Linked DNA regions of Homo sapiens: region 2 is linked to region 1. A link is a loop called in an ENCODE intact Hi-C map of the cell type or tissue named here. Cell type or tissue: dorsolateral prefrontal cortex. All regions are shown on one strand. Links, peaks and the distances in the headings refer to the core of each region. The heading gives the core; the rest is flanking DNA.

Region 1 (2,816 bases), core at 13-2,512:
ATTTTAAAGATATTAAAACTGGGCAAAGGGGAGGAGCACACAGGTAGATTCAACATCATTAGAATTTACATCTGTCGTGTGTATTCTTGGGATGTACCAAATGTTACATAATTTTTTTTTTAACATAGGGATACGGAGAGAAGGCAAGATTTTTTTTTAACAAAGTAGTATGTTTTAAGAAAAAATTTGACACTGTAGTATTTAATTCATGATTTTTTTTGTGTGAGAATGTTAGCTAAAACCTCCCCTCAACTAGTATTAATTACACTAATACCCACACATGGGAAAGCAAGCGGGAAAAGCAGTTAAAATAGGTCCATAGTTTACCTCAGGCCAGCCTTGTCAATGCTCAGTGTTGCTATTCATTCTCTCCTTCACAGTCTCCCTTATTCACGTCCCCCTAACCCTCAACCTTTGGGAGTATCTGAAGGCCAACTGCAGTAGGACAGCTGACCCTGTAGATACCTTACTGTTCTCTCTGTCCCGCAGCCTCAGCCAATGAATTTAAGATGTGTTCCATGTCATCTGTGGTCCTTCAGTGTTCACCTAAAACAAACTGTCCATCCTTATCCATATAATTGTTGACATATAGCTATGTTTCACATATCTAAATAATCTTTTGTATCTTTCAAACTACGGGAAAATAATGACTTATAGCAATGCTTTTGTGAATCTAATAGACTTTAAATCAAGTCTTAACGTTCTGCAGATATTAGAATTGGTCTGTAACACGGCATGAGAGTTGTTCCTCAGTGTATATGTACCATACTTTGATAGATGGGAACATTAGGCATTTAATGATCTGAGAATCCACAGAAGTAGTGTCTCTCCACTATGGTGGGGTCTTTGAAAATGATCTTTTGTGGTTCCATGGGCCGTGTGTCCATGTTAGGCCACCACACCTGGTAAATGTGAGCAAGAGAATTGCGGACAGGTCTTGCTTGGCCATTTGACGGCACTGGTTTTGTCATAAGGCAGCACCGTAGGTACCTAAGAAGTGCGTTGACCTGTGATATTTTCAGATACACAGTTTATTGTCAGTGGATACAGCAATATTCACAAATAAAGGAATTACAACAGGTTGTCGCATAGCTGGACATAGCTTCCCACGCAACAGCTGAGGGTTGTTGGAGCCTGCAGAGGGAGCCCTTGTATTAGGAGATAATGAACAGACGTGCGAGCAAATTCTAGAGTCGCCATTGGTAACAACATCTATCACTTTCCTAAGATGACAGTCTTAGCCTTACCCCTAACCCCTGCACCCACTCTCTCAAAAGAAGAATAACGGACTGTTTAGATGGCATACCACTTCCTCTTGGCCCGCCAAAGGGATTCTAGATGGGAGATACTACTTTCATTTTCACAGGAAACGGCCAAATTCAGGACTGTCTGCAGTATTTGTGCATATGAACTTAACAAATGATTCAGTGAAGACCACCTAGACCATAACCTTGCAGAGTGGATAATTTTAACTCCTTTAAAAATACACATCATCTTATGATGGTTCTAAAACTCACACATTGAAGCTTTCCCTTTTTAAATGAAAGAAGAAAGAGGAGAGCAAACACATTCATTCATTTTCTCATTAGTAAATCTTCACTTTGGTTAATATTAAAACTATTATAATAAATAATAAATAAAAATAATACTTATTAAGTTTATTATGCAGCAGGAAGTTTTCATTCATTATCTTACCTGATCTTATCAACATCAACTTATTCCATTTTACAGATAAGGAAACTGAGCTACAGCAGGATACATGACTTGCCAAAAACCAGGCAGTCTGAAGCAATTCAAACCCAGGTATGACTCCAGAACCCATCTCCCATTTTGATGTGGACTGGGACTAGATGCAAGACGCTAACTTTTCCATAGACTTTCTTCCAGCTGTCATTTAATGCAAAGACCTCGGCTGTTTGGCTGTGAAACTGTAAAAGTCCTTTCCCTACATCGCCAGTCACACCCTCTCAAGGAGAAGAACATCCTGGATTATAAGATTCATCCTGTATTACACAGGTCCCACACGACCTGCACAAGAATCCAGCCCTCTAAGTCTTCCCGTCCCATTTTCCCTCCGTTGCTAATCCTTGGTTTTGCGGTTTACTCCAATGTGTTAATTGACTTCATTCCAGATCTCCTACCTATACCAGTTCTTAATCTCTCTTCTTATCCATCCTACAATGTGTGTGATTTGGCAGCGTGATGCATAAAATGGCTACTACCACTAATTATATTTGAATTTGTTAGGATTCATAAAGATGTTTTACATACATTAGTCTATTAATTTATCATAATAAACCTGTGAAGTAGGCATTATTATCCCAAATCACAGATAAGAATGCTAAGCCTCAGGGAGACTAAACGACTTGCTGAGGTCACACAGCTAATAAGTGGCAAGGTTTCAAGGTGGAGCAGTGACAAGGAAACAACCCATTATACCTTATGAGTTTTCTAAAAATATCAATATAATATTTGAGGAAATAATCAGCCCATTAGATTATTTTCCTCCCCCTTACTCCCCCACACACTAATGAGGCTTTAATCATACTCTCTCCCTTTGTGCCAGCTAAGTTGCTGCCACTCTTTGAGAAGAAGGTGGAAGCAAGATATACTTGTTCCAAAAGTGATTTCATGCTTTTTCTACTTTGGGGACAATAAAAGCAAATTAAATTCACTGTGAAAGAATCAGCCTCTTAAGGATGTTCCAAGGAATGGTACTCTAAAGATTCTGCTAAATGATGAAACTGAGGAATGACTGGGTTTTAAAATAAGGTAGAAGTCAAAGTGATGATAGCAGCTGCCTTATGTTTCTTTCT
Region 2 (2,816 bases), core at 267-2,766, 120 kb after region 1:
CATTATTTGTCATTCAATCCCCAGCTTGAATAATTGTGTCACATTTGCAACACACAGTGCCTCATAGGCTACAGTGACAGGCTAAATTCCCGTTATACCAATCTTATGACTATTAATCTCTTTCTCTAAAATATTTTTTCAATATTAATATTTCTTCTTTCCATGTTGTTTATTCCTGACTAAATGCAATTATTTTAGACCAAAAATAAATCAAGGTGCCATCTGGAAAGTTTTACAATTTTTTTTCTAAGAAATATCTGAAAGTAGATTGATCTAGTCCTATCATAGGTTTGAATGTTCAATATTTTTCTTTAATTATTTTCTTTGGTCAATGGATAGAGCAGTTTTAACTTTTTCATGCAGAGCCTACAAATAGAGAAAGATCAGATCTATTTATACCTTGACTAAACTCTGCTTTAAATGGCAAAATATTTCTATTTTTCACTTAGTTCATTTTACTTTCAGATATTAGACAGTGTTATTCTAGATCTTGGTGAATTATTTGATAACCACTGATTGGTATTTAAACTTTTCTTGTATTGGGGACAAACAATAGTGTTAAATCTCTGAACTGGAAGGAAACTTAGAAACCACTTTTATTTAATTCTGCCATTTCACAGTTGATAAAATAGAGGACAGATATTAAGACCCACCCAAAGGTCAAATCATTAATCAGTGAGGGACTAAAATTTAGGTCTTTGTGCATCAAAGTGGCCATCTTTCATTATCTCTAAATGCCCTAGAAAATTTTTAGGCCTTTGCGCTATCCAGGCTTGTGCTTGAGCAGGAGAAAAAGGAAGCTGTATGGCTAATAATTTATATTTATAAGGATTTAACTTTAGTGGCAAATGGCTCAGAACAAATCATCATGGGCTAAGTCCCAGCACATTAAAGAGTCTCACCTCTCACTGTGTAAATCTTAGTGCCTGGGCCATTAAAGGCAATGAACACCACCTCTTCGAACCCTGGGTTGAAAAACTTTCTCCTCCAGGTTTGGACAGGTTTATCTGAGTAGCTGGGGATTGTTACAGCTACTTCAATAACTGATCCCTAATCAAAACATAGCCAGTAATATAGGTAGATATCATCATTTGCATGAATATTAAGTTGTAGAAACACAATACCTACTTGGGTTTTCTGGTCAGTGTATTGAGATTTAATAAGAATATCCAAAAAAAGTTTTAAAATAACTCTTCTAAATTTCTGGAATAAAAGTGTTTTAAGAGCATTAAGTAACTTATTATCCCATGTTATATTAAGCCGTTACAATGCTGGTTTACACAACATTGTTCCCAGTTAAGGTAATAGGGTCATCTGTTTTTTTCATTGCATCTAAATTATATAGTTCCTCCTGCACAACAGTTTGTTTCTCCTTCTGCCCTTAGAAATTCTATACTAAGGGTAAATTATTCATGGACAAAATTTATAGAAAAGGGGACTTGAGGTGAATTTTTTTTTTCCTATTTGGGGATATGAACAACCTTTTAATAATACTAAATTCTACACAGAAATAAAGTACCTATTATCATTATTCATTGTTTATATCCAGAACTATAGATTTTGAAATCACATATATAATGTTATTTAATGTTGAGTAACTTTTACTTAATTATATATTTTCTGTTATTCTAATTGACCAAATTCAGAAATGCCAAATACTAACACAATTTAGTCAGGACTCTGCATGGGTCTTCAGGAAGTGTTGTTTGAAAAAAGATATTTGGGCACCACCTTGTGGGACTTTGTAGAAAGACATAGTGTGAGAGTTTGTCAACTATTGTTAACAGATGAAAAATTTTAATCGTCTGTGATGCTGAACGGGTGGAATAAAAGTTGCTTTCTACAGCTTTTTTGGGCAGAAGAATGAGGAGACGAACGAAAGAGTGATAAAACTACTCTTATATAGGATCAAGAAGCTCTCTAAGTAACATCTGATGAAATCCATAACTCATTCACTTAACTAACATCAACTTAGTTTCTACTATATGTGAGGCACTGGATAGAAAACAGATAGATGCAGTCACTTCAACCCAGTGAAGAAAATAAGCAAGTAAAGAGCAATGGCAAGTTTTACCCAAAAAAAAAAAAAATTAAGTAATCACATATCTAACTCTAGTTGACAATACCATGCTGCAGGGTTTGGGAACAAAATTTACCAGTGTCTGCAACTTACTTTGAAATGCATCATAAAGAAAGAAGATGGGGCTGGGTGCGGTGGCTCACGCCTGTAATCCCAGCACTTTGGGAGGCCGAGGCGGGCAGATCACAAGGTCAGGAGATCAAGGCCATCCTGGCCAACATAGTGAAACCCCGTCTCTACTAAAAATACAAAAATTAGCTGGGCGTGGTGGTGCATGCCTGTAATCCCAGCCACTCAGGAGGCTGAGGCAGGAGAATTGCTTGAACCAGTGCGCTGAGATGGCACCACTGCACTCCGGCCTGGCCACAGAGTGAGATCCCATCTAAAAAAAGAAAGAAAAAGAGAAGAAAAGAGACGGGTAGAAGAATGGGTAGATGGGTAGATTATGCAATAGAGCAAATATGTTCATTGTAAATACAATTGTGAAATCTGGGTGGCAGGTAATGGGTTTGCTGTATAATTCTGTTAACTTTTCTGTATGTTTGACAATTTTCATAACAAAATATTAGGCCAAAAAGAGCAAGAGCAATATAGTGTGATAACATCTATAAAAGAGACTTACACAGAGGGCACCCAGGTCAGACTGTGATATGGAAGTTGGAAGTGCAGGAGCAGAGGATAAACAGTGGTTTCTTTTATGCCATGTTAAAGGGTTTAAACTTTATCTTGAAAGCAA

Evidence for each region. Hi-C counts contacts between places; a loop is a spot of excess contacts. Peaks named below come from ENCODE experiments on the same cell type or tissue, not always from the same donor. Only the 100,000 strongest peaks of a DNase experiment are listed, where the experiment ranks them.
Region 2: a loop joins it to region 1, with 13 times the contacts of the local background. A loop is called at or near these places in 77 of 110 quality-filtered maps.

What each region holds. Positions count from the first base shown.
Region 1 is chr7:7,423,448-7,426,263 of GRCh38, forward strand. The region is part of intron 25 of COL28A1 (collagen type XXVIII alpha 1 chain); the gene reads right to left. Among named protein-coding and RNA genes, the nearest start is that of COL28A1, 110 kb to the right of the region's middle. In dorsolateral prefrontal cortex, for the core only: CTCF peaks have their summits at 1,135 (motif pointing right) and 1,338; a DNase peak (open chromatin) is centred at 1,154; H3K4me3 peaks cover 771 bases; H3K27ac peaks cover 233 bases.
Region 2 is chr7:7,539,865-7,542,680 of GRCh38, forward strand. It overlaps a transcript of COL28A1 not described here. Among named protein-coding and RNA genes, the nearest start is that of COL28A1, 5.4 kb to the left of the region's middle. In dorsolateral prefrontal cortex, for the core only: CTCF peaks have their summits at 1,715 (motif pointing left) and 1,914; no DNase peak of the experiment used is centred there.